Regions from separate parts of the Mus musculus genome. Here region 1 is linked to region 2. A link is a loop called in an ENCODE intact Hi-C map of the cell type or tissue named here. Cell type or tissue: heart. All regions are shown on one strand. Each heading gives the region's core, and the rest is flanking DNA. Links, peaks and the distances in the headings are about the cores only.

What was found. Peaks named below come from ENCODE experiments on the same cell type or tissue, not always from the same donor. Only the 100,000 strongest peaks of a DNase experiment are listed, where the experiment ranks them.
Region 1: it touches region 2 in a loop (2.0-fold over the local background); 1 of 42 quality-filtered maps calls a loop at or near these places.

What each region holds. Positions count from the first base shown.
Region 1 is chr9:44,486,211-44,493,979 of GRCm38, reverse strand. It overlaps a transcript of Bcl9l not described here. Among named protein-coding and RNA genes, the nearest start is that of Bcl9l, 9.0 kb to the left of the region's middle. In heart, for the core only: a CTCF peak has its summit at 4,203; DNase peaks (open chromatin) are centred at 3,179, 3,689, 4,729, 5,019 and 1 weaker place; H3K4me3 peaks cover 3,322 bases; H3K27ac peaks cover 4,000 bases.
Region 2 is chr9:44,731,788-44,739,556 of GRCm38, reverse strand. It overlaps Phldb1 (pleckstrin homology like domain, family B, member 1), which reads left to right and starts at 4,359. Exons shown (of 22, transcript NM_153537.4): 1 at 4,359-4,432. Gm24166 (a small nucleolar RNA gene) reads left to right here and starts at 2,610; the gene lies at 2,610-2,744. In heart, for the core only: a CTCF peak has its summit at 4,623; DNase peaks (open chromatin) are centred at 3,496, 4,286 and 5,166; H3K4me3 peaks cover 2,422 bases; H3K27ac peaks cover 2,514 bases.

The DNA of each region.
Region 1 (7,769 bases), core at 2,136-6,135, 250 kb after region 2:
CGGTTCCCTCACAGGCAAAATCACAAAGTGAGGTCATTACCAGAAACTACCTAAAAATGTCTACGACACATTAGCCCTCAACCAAATCCCTTGGGCACCCTCTCTTTCCTGACATAGTTCCCAAGAACGCGGCATGTCAGGAAGGTGCATTTGTAATGAGAAGAACCATCTAGAGAGTTGCCTTGTGAGTATTCAGGCAAGCAGGGCTTATGGGCATCATCCCCGTGCAGAGAAGGCATGGCTTTCTCTGCACTCTGTGAAGAAGCTTGTTCACTCTACTAACAGGCATCCATCCTTGAGCACCCCTGAGCTCTCTGAGGGTCTCCGACCCAGAATGTGTGGATGCAGAGAGCAGCCATCTGAAGCTCCCTCAGCCTCAGGTCTTACCCAGGGGGGTAAGTGAAGGATACTTCTCTTTCAGTGATCTGCAGCCCTCCCCCAGTCTGACCCCTTTGGGAAACACATGCAGTGTGGAGCCATGGTACTCTCTAAAGAGAAGGTCTTAGATAGAAAGGGCAGCTGATACACAGAACTAGAGGGGAAGCCTGAGGACGAAGCCCTGCTCTTTTCTCAACCAGAAAGGGCAATACCTCTCAGGGTGGCCCCACAGAGCCCCAAAGGGTTAATAAGGTCCTAAAAATAACCCTGTTCCCAGCAGGACCCACTGATCAGAACCCTCTAGCCATCTGTCCCTGCTTTCTCCTGTTCACGTTGGAACATCTGAAACCGGCCCCAGAGCCCCAGCCCAATCCCAAAAATAGCCCCAGCCTGCCCAAGGAACAGGCAGGCCCAGAGGCTGGGCACAGGAGGCACGGCCAGCTTAACAGCTAAGCACCATGGTGCAGGCACATGAGCTCTCGTGAGCTCTCTCGCCTCCCGAGCCCATAGAAAAGAGGAAGTTCTCTCTGTCCCAGGAGGTGGTGGGCAGCACAGCTTCAGCCTCTAGCCCATCCCCCCTAGGCCAAGACAATGGAAGGTACCTGGTAGCCCAGCCCAGGCCTCAGACCCAGGACCCTGTTACTCCGTAATCCACAGAAGATCCTAATGACCTGCCGACATAGATTCTTCCTTCTTGTAGGCAACCCGGCCCTACCATCTACCTCGTGGTCCCTCACCCAGAAGTTCCCGCACTCCATCCCTACGATCCCAGTCCTAGCTCAGGACCTTTGTGAGTCCCAGTGGCTCACATGGACCCCTGCCCTGAGACACACTGGACTTTCTTCAACGCTCGCTCGCTCGTAGGTAGGGAAGGATTCCAGGGGTACCCCACTGGATCCCAGGGGTGCTGACATGCTGGGTGTGCTTAGCTCATCTCTCAGGCACTGCCCTTCCATAGCCAGAAAATGTTCAAGACGGTACCCTACGACCTGAAGCAGGTGTGACCACTACCATCGCCCTCACAGCCCCACACTGCCTATTTCTTCCCAAGGAAGGCCCCTGACTCCTAGACCAGGAAGGCCATTGGAGCCATTTGAGGACAGTTTCCTCTGGTCTGGTGACAGAACAGAGCAGGGGGCAGTGTTAGAAGGATGGTGGAAGGCTCCAAAACTAAGTCAAGCAAGCAGATGGGGGACGGCGTTGGGGGGGGGGGGGGGCAGAAATGAAGGGCAAGGACAAAGGAATGGGGGGCGGGTCCTTGGAAACTCAAGTCCTTCTCTAGGTCCAGGGCAACTACAAAACTTGCAATCACAGTATCGATCAGCACCAACAGTGGGGAAACTGAGGCAACAAGGTTTGTCTTGTCAGCTGTGGTACCTCATGACTTAATCCCAAAACAAGGAGGCAAGCAAAGCTCTGTGAGTTCAAGGCCAGCCTGGTCTGCCTCAAAATACAACAGCAAGGTGATTCTGGAAGGGCATTAGAGTCTGAAGACCTGGATGGGTTCTTACTCCAAGCCCTAAACTCTCTACCTTAGGCCAATGCCCCAGGATAAACCTCCTGCGAGGAGCTCAGATTAACAATAAAGCCAAGCACCTCTCATGTCTGCCGAACCCCTGCAAGCTCACTGTATGTTTCACCTACTCTAACCTTCAGAACGACTATAAGAAGTTGGGTGTCTTTTTTTTTTTTTGTCCCCTGGTCCCGGGATGGAATCCGGGGTCTTGAGTCTGCTAGGCAAACTACATCACTACCTAAAAGTTTTCTTCCCGAGACAGGCTCTCCCTGTGAAGACGAGGCTGGCCTCGAGTGTGCAGCAGTCTTCCTGCCTCAGCCCAGGGGTCTAAGGAAGCGCGAAGATGCTCAGCTTTTTCAGGGTCTCCTTTTTCAGGGAGTCTTCCAGTTCACTGTGCAGCTAAGAATGTCCTTGGACTCCTTGATCTTCCTGTTTCTACCTTCAGGGAGCCGGGTTCCAGGCACGTGCCTCCATGCCTGCTTTATGGCCAGCCTGCTTTACGGCCAGCTCCTGTCATCCGAAGCTGGAACGTGGAGTTCCGTGCATGAAAGCAAGCATTCTATCAACCGAAGCACAGCCCTAGGGATAGCCTTTTCTTATTTTTTGAGATAAGAGCCTGTTGTGTTTCTTAGGCTGGCCTTGAACTCCTGAGGGCGGGGTGCCTCCCTCAGCCACTAAAACAGTTGGAACTACAGGCAGGCTCCTGCCACCACAGCCAGCCTTAGAAAAGACTTTATTTTGATAGTCTAGGGGTGTTTGGGGTTTGCTGGTTTGTCTGTCTATTTGCGACTGGATATTATTACTCTGTGATCCAGAATGACCTCAGACCTGACGGGGACCCTCCTGCCTCTTCTCAGTTGCTGGAATTCCCATGCCTAGCCTAGAAAGCCCTTTTATTACTCCCTCTTTGCAAGTTAAGAAGAGTTAAGTAGCTTGCCCAAAATTCATCTAGCCCACCATCGCAAGACCGGGACTGGAAGCTCAACACGCCAGCACCGGGTTCTTAGCCACTGCCCTATGCAGTGGCAGCAAGGTGTCAGCCCCTCACGGGGGTCAGGCCTGGCCTTCATCCATGCACCCTTCCACCCTCCTTCTAGGCCTGATGGACACCGGGCCCTGCACTAAAGGCCACACCGTTCCTGCCTGGGGAAAAGATCAAAGAGAGCCCTGAACCCTGTGGCCTCTCTACAGGTGCCCTGCTGAGCCAGGCCTGAGATCTCAAAGAGCAAAGTTCTAGGGCCCAGCTAGCTCCACCCACCCCCAGTCCGTTACCTCCTCGCCTACCCAGGTCCCTAACATGGTCCCCAAGACAGGTTTCTAGTGCTCTAGCACAGTCTTCTGCTGCAATGCCCAGGGCTAGGAGGAGTCCTGGTGGCCTCCCTCCAAGCCCCAGGTGGGAGTCAAAGGTCAAGTGGGGCTTTCCAGAGAAGGCAGGAGCCTGAGCCCTGCGGTCGGCCCACCTGTCCCTCCTCTTCCTACTTTTTTTTTTTTTCACTACCAGAGTTAGAAGCAGGAGAGCTTCCTCTGGGAAGATAGTGGCCTCCAACAGGGAAAGTTGGGGGGTTGGGGGGTTGGAGGATTAGATGGAGGAGCTAGAAGCTCCTCCTCCCAAGGACCGTCCAGGAAAAAGAGGCACCTCCCCCCTTCCCTTCCTCAGGCTTGCCCAAGTCAGACAGGAGCCTGCAGGACTGCAGGAGTGTTTGTTGTGAATGTAGAGTTGTTGCTAAGTAAGGAGAGAGGGAGGAGGGAAGCTGTGTGCTTGCCTCTGTGTGTGTGTGTGTGTGTGTGTGTGTGTGTGTGTGTGTGTGTATGTGTGTGTGCGCGCGCGCTCGCGCGCGTGTGCATGTGTGGTGAGTGTGTACACGCCTGTAGAGCCAGGGCAGCAGAAACCAAACTTAAGGTGGTGGCTGGTGGCCAGTGGCACCGGCCAGTGGGCACCCTGGATTTGACTCAACCTCTAGAAGTCAAAGCCAAGGAAGGAGGACGAGTAATTGAGACAGCCATAAAAAATCTACCTCCTCGCCCTCCAGGTAGACACAGTTCTGAGTCTCCCACCTCCCACCAGGAGAAGAGGCTTAGAATTTGCAGTGGCCACCAGCTTTAACCCTTTCCTGTCCGGGGTAAGCGTGAGCGCGCTCTCGAGCACACGCACATGCGCGCATGCGCGCACACACACACACACACACACACACACACACACACACACACACACACACACCAGCAGTATTGCCCACCCAGAGACAGAGGAGAATGCAAGTAGGGGCAGAAAGCCAGGAGGCGGGAGCTGACAGAAAGCGCCAAGCGGGATGGTGCGGCCACTGCAGACAGGATGGGGAGGCCAAAATAGCAGCACAAAACACACGGGCCCGCTCACCTCTGAGGAATGTGTGTCAGGTTCAGGCTCAGGGGTGTGGTCTGGGATGGGGGCTCCCTGTGGAGAAATGGTCACAGCTAAAAGTCCCTGGCCAGCGATCTGTGCCCCTGATCCTCCCCCAGAAGCCCAACCCCCAGCCCCCTCCCCAGCCCCCTCCCCAGCCCCAAACCTGTACAATTTACAGATAGCCTACAGCTCTAGGAAGTCTCAGAGCTGCTCAGACACAGACACACAGACACACAGACACACAGACACACACACACACACACACTCGTGCACGTGGACTTCTGTGGACTGGCCAGGAGCCAGGCCTGACCCCGCTGCCCACCACACCACCCCCCTTCCCTGTCCTGGAAGCAGGAAGGAGAAGGCACTGGGAGGGAGACCTCAGACTTAGTTCCCTGAGAGCCTGGCCCCACAGAGAGAGGGAGGGTGGAGGACTCCCACGACCTGGCCTGAGGTCCTGGGGGGAGGGGCAGCTGAAGCCCAGAGACCCAGCTTCAGAACCAGTCAGTCATCCCCAGGTCAGCTTGTGGCAAGGGTAAGGATTTAAGTTCCTGTGTACCTATGTGGTCTCCTTGGCTATAACACCCTGGTCCCCTAAAGACAACGAGTCCTGGGCACCTGGTCTCCGTACCAGGGCCTGGGGCAAAGAAGGTTTAGCAGTTTAGTAGCACTGGGTGAAGCTCCCACAGCAGGAGGGAGGGAGGCTGGTGGCTGGGCTCAGTTTGTACTGGGGGTCAAAGGGGAGTTCTTTTCCGAAGAATTCTGGGAGAGACGCCAACTAGAGCAAGCTGCTAACCACCCCTCCTCCCTCTCTCTTGCTGCACTGGGGGGGGGGGGGTGTCCCTGCCAACCAGACTTAACCCTCTGCAGCCTGTGTTGCTCTTGGCTCAAGATGGGGCTGTTAGAAGGGGGCCCTGACTGCACCCAACTTCCAGAGACAGGAGACAGAAAGCACAACGTGCCCCCGCCCAAAAAAGGCTGTCTCCCTTATGATTCCAAGCACACCGCCCTACCCTACCACCACCTAGGTGACTTTTCTAGACTCAACTCCCAGAGGTGTCTGCAGTGACGTGCCCGTGTGCATGTCTCAGAGACAGAGATTGAGAAACAAACTGAAAATTCCTTGCCAAGGCCCTCCTCCTGCTGGGTCACTGAGCCCTGTACCAACAGGGGCCTGTACTACTCCTTTCTTCCCACTGTACTGGGGACCAAAGGAAACGTCGGGGAAAGAAGCCTAGCCTAGGCCCACCTCCAGAGGGAGGGAGGTCTCCACCGGCCCCTCACTCACAGCAACACCCCCTGCCCATCTTCCTCCTCTCTGACCTCTGCATGTACTTGCAGAAAAGCATTCAGTTACTGCCTAAGATCCTAAGATAGAAAGCTGAGTCCTAGCACGGACTCTGAGCATCCCAGTGTATATGGCCAACCAGCTTAAACATACTACCAATGCTTAGGCTTTAGCCAGAGTAAACAAAAACCAAAACACTCATGGCTGCCTCTCACCCCAGTGCAGAACCTCACTGGTAGTAGGAAGGAATCGAGGGAGACATCAGTAAGACTTCCCTGGACCAGGGCTGCAATGGTCCATCCCAGACGCCTGCATTCCAGGCACCTCTGCCTTTTGCTTGGGATTAGATTTTGAGCTTGTTCTGTTAAGCAACTAACTGTAAGTGGAGAAGTCAAGTTTTCTGAACCTGAAACTCACCACCACACTCCTAGGTAAATTGTGACCGACTGTTCCTGGTCTCCAGTGAAGGAGGTGACTGCAGAGGTGAAAGGAACATGTCCCTTTAGTCCCTATGCTCCCTCTATCAGCCATCACTACACCCTCAGGACACAGGCTTGCCTGGTGCCGCTGAGCATACAAGGCCAGAGAAAGAGAGGACCAGGCCCTGGCAACAGCTTATCTAGGCGTCTCCCCAACTCCACCACTCTTTCTCCAAGGCCTCAGAGCTGCCAGGAGCTTGGGCCTCACTCCAGGAAACCTCCTATCAAAGGGCAGAGGACTCCACGTCCCAGGGAGCTGCAGACCTGTGACTACACCCCCCAGACACGTTCCCAGGGTGGAGGAGGAGGCGGAACAGATGCAAAGCAAACGTAAGCACACATCAGAGACACACCTCCAGCCTCCAGCGCACTCCTCAGAAAGAACCCCCCCACCCCCAGACACACACAAGTGAGAGGCAAGCAGACACACTTTCAAGGTACCTCCTTAAATAGCCCAAACTTTCCTTCAGACCCACGAGAGTGGCAAATTCAGAGGCAACCAAAAGAATGCTCAGGAAACTGCCAGCCATCATTAGCCAGTCACACAGAAATCTGACACAGACACACCCACTCCGGGACACACGCAGAGCCACCGCATACATAGTAGTACGGTTTGTATCCATGTGCAAGCACACACACTCAGATGGATTACCTCAAGTGCAGCCCAGCGAAAAGTCAGATTGGAAGACAGTGAGCTGTGAGTGAGGAGGGGAGTCAGAGGGGGCGGCGGGGAAGCACTCAGGATTTCAAAACAATCCTGGTTTCGAAACGCTGGAAATGCTGGATTCAGGGCCATTCCTGAAGCTTGGGGGAGGGAGGGGGGGGGTGGACACAGAACAATGTGGAGCTACCAGGACAAGGAGGAAGAAAGGGCCAGACAGAGGTGGTTCAGCCAGTGGAGAAGGGGACCCGGAAAGGGCTACCAACTTAGGAGGAGCAGCTGGCCTAGAACCAAGAAGGGAGGGCCCTGCCTGCTGGACGCAGGCAAAGGAAAGGTCTCCAGTGGCTTTTGCCACTGACAGGAGACGTGCGGAGGCAAAGGGAGCCTCCACTCCCTTCAAGACTGAAAGTTAGAAGCCACCACACCCCTTACCTACACACAGAACAAGGTGAGCATCCCTGTTCTCCGGAAGATGGCCTCGGCTCTGGTTCCCTAGCTAGTAAGAGTCATGAGACAGTGAGGGGCAAATGTCCCCACATTCAGGACTGGCTAAGGGAACATGTCCCCTAGAAGTCTTCATGAGCAATCACCTCAGTTTCCCCCCAAGTACCCCACACCCAGGAAGTCACCTTTCCCTGGTAGCCAGAATGTTCTCACTGCCCCTCCTCCAACCTCCAGGGAAAGTAGACAGAGGGAGGGAGGGAGAGAGGGAGGGAGGGGGAAGGAGGGAGGGAGGGGAGGTCAGGCCAGGCTGGGGGGTGGGGCTTTGGAGGCCTGGCCCTGGCACCCGGCAGGAAATTCCAGGCCATAACTCCAGGCTGCCTTCAGGGCCACCCATCCAAGTGACAAGCTGCAAGTAGCTCTTCATGACTAGGGCCATCTCCACGTCCCCCTCAGCTCCTGGTCCTGACCACCCCACCCGGCCCTCCAGCTCCAGCTCTGGAACTCAGAGGTCCAGACTTGGGAAAATTTAGTAATCCCTGGAAGAGATGCCCAGTCCTGGAAGGAGCCCTACTAAGCTCCTTGGACTAACCTGAGCCTCTCTGCTCGGATCCCTAGGGGCAGTG
Region 2 (7,769 bases), core at 2,263-6,262:
TTATATTTTTAAATTTTACAAATTATTTTATGTGTATGGGTGTTTTGCCTACATGTGTATATGTCTGCCAGAGGAGGGCACTGTATTCCTCGAGACTAGAGTTGAAGACTATTATGAACCACATGTGGGTGCTGGGAATCAAACCCAGGTCCTACAAAGGATTGGCCATTGCTCTTAACCACTGAGCCAACTCTACAGCCCCTAAATATACCCTTTTAACTCACATGATTTTTGAGTTCGATCTTTATAGATGACAAGTTGTGTTGTAATATCAAATCGTTGAAAATACCTTAAACATCCTAGTCCAGCTCTGGGAAACACCTGGGTGTCCCCTGTTTGACCAGGTGTATTAACAAACCAGAACAGGATCTCAAAATAGTTTGCCCTGCAAATCCAAGGCAACGAGAGAAGCAGAACTGATTTTATTTCCCAAATAAGGGTGTATGCAGTGCTGGGGATGGTATTCAACACTGCATACCAAACAGCACGCAGCCACACTCTACATGTGCTACACTCTCTGTCCTCAGTGCTTGCTCTCAGGCAGGAGCTGAGCCACAGAGGTGACCAGTCTTCAGTCCTGGCCAAATTTCCCACACAGTTTGATTGTATTAGATTTGCATCACAAGTGTGGACTGTGCAAATTTTGTAAGACCAACTGATAAAATAGTGGCTTACCTCAGTTAAGGTAAACTTTGAGCCCTCTTTTCACCAAACTGGATGGAGTGATCACTGATGCCACCACACCTACACCAATGGTGGCATTTAGGACCCAAAGGAGTCACAGAGGTGTATGACACAACTTTTCCTAGGGAGACACAACACACAGGTCTACTTACTCCAGAAAGGGAACCCACAACAGACCAAAGTAAAGCTATCACCTGTCTTAGGGTTTCCGTTGCTGTGAGGAGACACCGTAACCAAGCAACTCTTTTTTTTTTTTTTAATTATTTATTTTATTTATTTATTACATGTAAGTACACTGTAGTCTTCAGACGCACCAGAAGAGGGCGTCAGATCTCATTATGGGTGGTTGTGAGCCACCATGTGGTTGCTGGGATTTGAACTTCAGACCTTCGGAAGAGCAGTCGGTGCTCTTAACCACTGAGCCATCTCACCAGCCCACCAAGCAACTCTTATTAAGGACATTTAACTGGAGCTGGTTCACAGGTTCAGAGGTCCATTAATCAAGATGGCAGAAAACACCGTAGCATCCAGGCAGACAGTGCTGGAGAAGGAGCCAAGAATTATACATCTTGATCCAAATCAGTCAGGACAAAACTGACTTCCAGGCTGCTAGGAGGAAGGTATCTAAGCCCACCCCCCACAGTGACACACTTCCAACAAGGCCACACCCTCCTAATAGTGCCTCTCTCTGGGGCAACCACCACACCACCAAAGTCCAGTTTAGTTAACCAATGAGTTTTACTGGGGTTACTTTATTTTATTTTTGTAGTTACTTTTGGGTGATAGGTTAATTACAGGAGTAGAAATGACTCAAAGATGGATGTATCACAAGGCCACCCCAGCTTGAGAGCTCACTGAGCTGGGAACTCGTAGCCCAATACTGAGCATGCATGCTGCTCAGCAGGCTGGAGAGCAGCTTTTCTAAATGATTCGGTTGGCTTAAACCTCTTCCAGGCAGCTGTTGTGGTCTGGTTTGAAGCTCAGCCTGTCTGAGATGCACTCTTGGCTTTTTTATTCCTTACTCTGGCAGGGAGGGACCTAGAGAATCTGGTCAGTTTCAGGGACTTCCTGGAGCTATTTTGAGTTGTTTACCTTCCTTAAGGAACTTCCCTGCAGGAAAGAATGTTTCAATCTTGAGGAAACTATTACACAACCAGAGGGATCCTTTCTGGGAGAGGGAGTAGACTACAGCGGCTGCTGGCCAAATGAGTACCGTTCACCCTCTTCTGGAGCCAGAGGGAGCACAATTTGAGAAGAGGGACCAAATGGGAGGTGTGCCAAGGGAAAGGCAGGAGGAGTGTGGAAACCCACTCTTGACAGCCACAGCTAAGTGCAGAAGGCTTTGAAGAACTCACCCTTCTTTCCACACCCAGCCTCTGCCCTCTCCCCCTGCTTCCATTTCGGAAAGTCTGAAGCTTGCTTGGAAAGCTGGTTGGTCTCTGCTTTCTTCTCTTCCTCCCACTTTGCGCTCGGAGCCGAGCTCCCAGCTGCTCGACCTCTTGCATAACTGTGAGAGAGCACTGGGCTTCTTGATGGGCTCCAGATGTGGAGTGGGATGAGGGTGGAGGGGTGGGGGCAGAAGGTCTTTAGTCCCCTGAGTGCTCTAACTGTGGGAACACAGAGGCTGGACACAGCAGGAGATAGGACAAATTTCATAGAGCCTTGATCATAGTGTCAGCTGGACAGTGAGACACTGAGAAAAAATTAGGTGCTATTTTAGAGCCCCCTGCCTCAGCGTCGTCACCTGCCTCTGGCGGGTTTAATGATTGCCTGACCAAGTTAGTCAGCAGCCACCCGAGGTTAAGAAAAAGATGGAAGAATTTGAGATCCCCCTAATCAGAACCCCTCTCCAAATGCTAAATTTGCAACAAGATGATTTTGTTTTGCTTTCTCTTTTTGTTCAAAAAACCAAAAACAAAAACAAAATGGCCCTGAATCAAGGCTGCAGTTTACTGAAGCTGTTGGTTTCAAGCAGGAGCCTAAAGAAATATCTTTCTGTGGTCTGTTGGCCATTGCAGAAATTGTAAGTCTTATGGTCAATTCATTAGAAAGAAACATCTGGAAGAAAAAAGAAAAAAAAAAAAACCAAAAAACCACCACCAACAACAACACACTAGAGCAGCATGAAAAATACTGTTGTGATTGACATATGCCTCAGGAAGGTTGGCCAGAGCTGAAATTGTTCCTTGAGCCTCAAATGATACGAAGAGAGGTAAAAAGAAGCTGCTTATATCTTGGGACTTTCTGGTGACCACAGTGCACTTGTCACCTCTGTTAGCTAGAGGAGGTGGCAGGTAGGACTCCTTCTCCTCCTCCCTCTTGTTCATTGCTCCACAGTCTCAGGTTTAATCGCCAGCTGTGGATGCCCCCTACTAATGCTAGTTCTGTCAATGAGTGACCAAATTCCTGCAGTTCAGTCTCCTGCCATTCCTGAGAGAGAGAGAGAGAGAGAGAGAGAGAGAGAGAGAGAGAGAACACAGAACAAAAGCCACTGGAACAGAACTGGGTTTGTCCATTCCAAAGAGGACTTTCATTTTAAATTTTCTCCAACCCATCCCATCTGGACCTTAAGCCAGACTTGGGGGCTTCCTGCTTGTTCCTTCACTGAGGAAAAGCCTCTGCCAATCCTTTAGTGCAGGTTAAAGAGGCCCAGTCTAGTCTGAGTTCAGCTCCCATGAGGCCTCCCAGCCGTCTCCTGGGGCAAGAGCAGGCTTTGCAAGGTGCGGCTACACTGTCAGCTTGGATTTCGGGGTGCGGGTTGGACTGCTGAATGACTTCGCCAGGCTGGGCTTATAGACTGCCCCCCTCCCTCTTTTCTTCCTCAAACTCCCACTCTTCAGCCAACCTGGTGTCTTTCTACCCTGCCTCCAGCTCCAGCTGCAACCCAACAATTCTTTAGTGGAGGTGAATGGACAGAGGCAAAAAGGCCGGCTCCATTCAGCTTTCCTGGGTCCTGTGGTTTGCACCACACTTTTTTGTTTGTTTTTGTTTTTTGAGACAGGGTTTCTCTTGTGTAGCCCTGGCTGTCCTTGAACTCATTCTGAGACCAGTCTGGTCTCGAACTCACAGAGATCCACCTGCCTCTGCCTCCCGAGTGCTGGGAAAAAGACCACCATCATTTGGCTTACAGCACACTTTCAACGGACCTTGCCTTCACGTTCATTTCTGAAGCATGGTGTGCAATTATTAAATCGACAACTCTCTATGGTGGGGCTTGGAACAGCAAAGGGTAGGGGCTGACCTGGGTGCCCTCAGTTGATGTTCTGAAAGGAAATTGAGCATCTGTGGTAGGGCTGCGCTAGGACTCATGGGGAGTCAGGGGACGATTCAGGCATCTTGGGTAGGCGGAGGTAAATAAAGAAGTGCTTCGAGGCCCAGAGTGGAGGGTGGTCTAGGAGGGTCGGAAGGGGAGGGTGAGAGGAGAGTTTGCACGGTGGTGGCCCTGGTGGTGGTGGTGGAAAGCCCAGCTGTACAGATGAACAAAGCGGGCGCTGTGCAAGCGGGGGAGGTGCTGCTGTGGGAAAAGCTGGGTGGGGGCCTTGGGCTCCAGCACCACAAGGGCGTCTTCTCTAGCTGGCCAGGCGGACAGGACGGGATGGGGGCGGGGACTCAGGGAAGCGGGGCGGGACAGTCTCCCTCTCCTCCTACTCAGCTGGCTCCAGGGGAAAAGCAACAGAGTCTTCGCCAGCCTGAGGCCGCCGCGGCCCACTTGGGCAAAGGGGCCGGTGTCCCCCCAACTCCCCACAAGGTAAGCGTGCCCCTCCCACTATGCCTCGGGGTTCCATTCGCCGTCTGGCTGAGTCTACAGAAGGGAAAGTCCCCGGGACCAGACGAGACCAGTCTGGCCCAGCGAACTGGGTAGAAAGGTGCGGAAAAAGGGGGCCATGCCAGGTGAGTGCGTTGGCGGAAGGGGCTTTGTGGGCCGCCCTCGGCGAACTGCTTGCTCTTGCCCTCCTGAGTCGTTGCCAGCGCCACCGCCAGAGGGGGCCCTGGTATTAAGTGGAGGAATTCCCCCCCCCCAAGTCTTGCGGGATCTAGATCCTCCTGTGGGCACCCCGATGGCCAGTATCCCACACTTGCAGTCTCGGGTTGGGTACGCGCGCGGGACCTTGTCTACAGCATCGCACATGGTTCCTCTCCACATCAGCAGGACCACAGGAAGGGGGATCCCCTAGGCGTCTCCGCTCTTGTCCTCGTTCCAGCTGCCTGGATGGACTCAAAAAGATGTGGAGTTCAACTCTGAGGCGTGGGAGGGAGTCAGGGAGGGATCCTGGGGTTTCCATGTCTAGGGTCTCCTGGGCACTTTTCCAGGACCCCCGTTATCTATGAGGGTCCCCGGCGACCTGGGATGACTGAGCCGTTGGCTCCCGCTCCGCCTCCGCGGTCTGGATCCAAAAACAGCGCGGAGTTCCCCAGCCGAGGTCGAGCGCCGTCATCGGACTCCCCCGGGATGGGGAAGCGAGGGTAGGCGGCTGGGTGGGGTCGTGGGGCGCGGGGTTGCCCTGGCGCCGCGGACGCTTCCGCCCAGGCCAGCGCAGCGGGGATTTGGCTCGCGACTGCGCGGCCCGGCGGGGGACCCAGTGAGCCGGGGTGGGGCTGCATTCTGGGCCCGTTAGCTCAGCGGTCCCGGAGGCTCCCGGAGACTGACTCATCGCACTTCGGGCTCACTCCACAGCGGTCACACAAACAGAACTGGCCACTAACACGGGCGTCCGCACAGCTCCCACGCACAGCATCCCACGCCTCACCTCCGCGCACCCGCAAGACACGTCACACCGACAGTCCAGTGTCACCCCACGGGTGCACACGTGAATCCTCACATGGGCCTCGACTTCACACACTTAGTCCGCTTCACACCACGCACTCCACGCGCTGGGAAGGGTCGCCCGGGAAGACTGCTCCACTCACGCAACCTCCCCGCACGCACGCACCTCCCTCCACATGCCAGCCCCCTTCCTGCAGCTGCGAGGCCGCCCCCTTTCCCTGCTGTGCAAACAAGCGACTTTTTCTCTCTCTGCCCTGCTGAAGAAAGGCCGCTTGTCCCCGGGGCCGGACGGGCGGGGCTGCCGCAGCAGGCGACCCAACACTGCTGCCTTGTCCCACCCGGTGGCCTGGGGAGGGCCGAGCCTCTGCTGTGGGGAGATCCACGAACCCTGCGGGTTTCCGAGAAGTGCACCTTTCCAGCGTCGCTCCCCAATACTCCTCCACCCCAACTACTCTTCCCAGCTCTGTCTACTCTGTCCCCAGACTGTGCAAGACTCTGTTCTCCCGCTGCTGGGGATTCCTCTTTTCCTAGCTGCCCTCCGGTTCCGTTCCCCGCTCCAAGGTGCTCTGAAGCGCCTGGTTTATCCTCTCCTATTTGGGGAATGTATGCTAAGTCTGCCCCCTCCCTCCCCATCACCACCACTCATGCTTCTTAGGGTTCCCTGGCCTTCCCTACAGTCTATTTTCCTAGTTCACTATCTCATCCCCAAAACTGCTGTTATTTTTTGAGACAAGGTCTCATGAAGCTCAGGCCGAGGCTGGCCTTGAGTGTCTGATATCCTGTCGCCACATCCGGAGTACAGGGAATTAGGTTTACAGGCATGTACCACCACACCCAGGCTCTCCTCACCAGCTTTCAGTATTTTCTCCTGACTTCACACTCTATTATCCCTGCACCTCGTCCTTTCTACAAACCCCCCTTTCTCTCTGCCTATTTTTATTTCTAATTTCTTCTCTACACGCCTGGCTTTGGACACTCCCCCTGCCTCTCCTGGGCATTCTGCCCGCCCGGCCTCAGTTTCCTTCCCGTCCTGACTCCTTCCTCTGCCGGTGGCCCTTCCTCGAGGGCGTATGTGAGCAGGGAAGACGAAAGAAAGTCATTGTGACCAGAAAGGCCTTGGCCTACTGCTCTGCATTGCCCCTCTAGAGCCACCATTTGACTCCTGTGAGACCCAGGTGAGGGAGGGGGACCTGGCATTTTGCTCCAAGGCTGGCTTTGGACCTTTCATCTTGGGCCCCTTGGGATCCCAAGGACTTTCTTCAGTGCTCACTGGTGTCAGGGCTGGTTGGCTCTTCCCAGAACTCCCTTCACCTTTGTTCAGGTGTTAAGACCCGGAGACAGGTGGTGTTGGCTGTTAGCACATTGGGGATGGGGCTAGGGTTACCTGTGTCAGACCCCAGTCCTTATGCTCTAGTGTATCTTTCCCTATGTTGATAATACAGGCACAGCCAGGCCCTTGCTACCTGACTAGCTGGCTAGGAGGTGCTTAGCTTTCTGCATCTGGGTGCAAGAGGGTTACAGAGAGGGCTAGGCCTGCTCTTCAGCAGTGGAAGCCACACCACAAGGCTTTTTTTTTGGCAACTGGGCATAGCTGAGTGGGTAATTAAAGCCCTGGATATAGATAGCCACTCAATGGGACCATAGCAAGCCAGCCAGTGGAGGGCGTCAGGGGACAGCACAGCTTCTCCAAGGGACATGGGATTAGGGTCAGAGAAGAGGCCACCTAGGCCACGGTGAGATCCCTCTATCAAAGCACCATCTGAGCCCAGGTCAGGTTGGTCTGGTGTCTTTTTCCTCTGCTGTGGGTTAGGTTTCTGAGCTGAGGCCATAGCCTCGTACCTTCCAATTGCTGTGCGGTTTCTTATCTTCTCTTTACACCTCTCTCCTTATCTCCACCTCTCATTTCACCTCCTTATTCCTGTCTAGCCTCTCCTTGAGTCACTCTTATTTCCTCGCTAACCTAATTTCTTTACAACCTTTATCTCCACTTGAATTTATTCTCTGTAAATAAGTAAGGGCTTCGCAGGTGACAGTGACAGTATGGCAGATAGGGAAACTGAGGCATAGACCCAAATGCCATCCACAGCTAATCATAGCTGCTGTTTTGAGATTGCTTTGTGGCTCATGGAATGTGATTTAGTGTCCTTCCCAGATCTTCAGATACACTTGAATTTAAAAATTTTTATTTGTATTTTATCTGTATGGTGTTTTGCCTGCATGTATGTTTGTGCATCCTGTATGTGTCTGGAGCCCAGTGAGTCCAGAAAAGGGTGAGGAATCCTTGAAACAGGAGTTACAAATGATTGTGAGCCACCGTGTG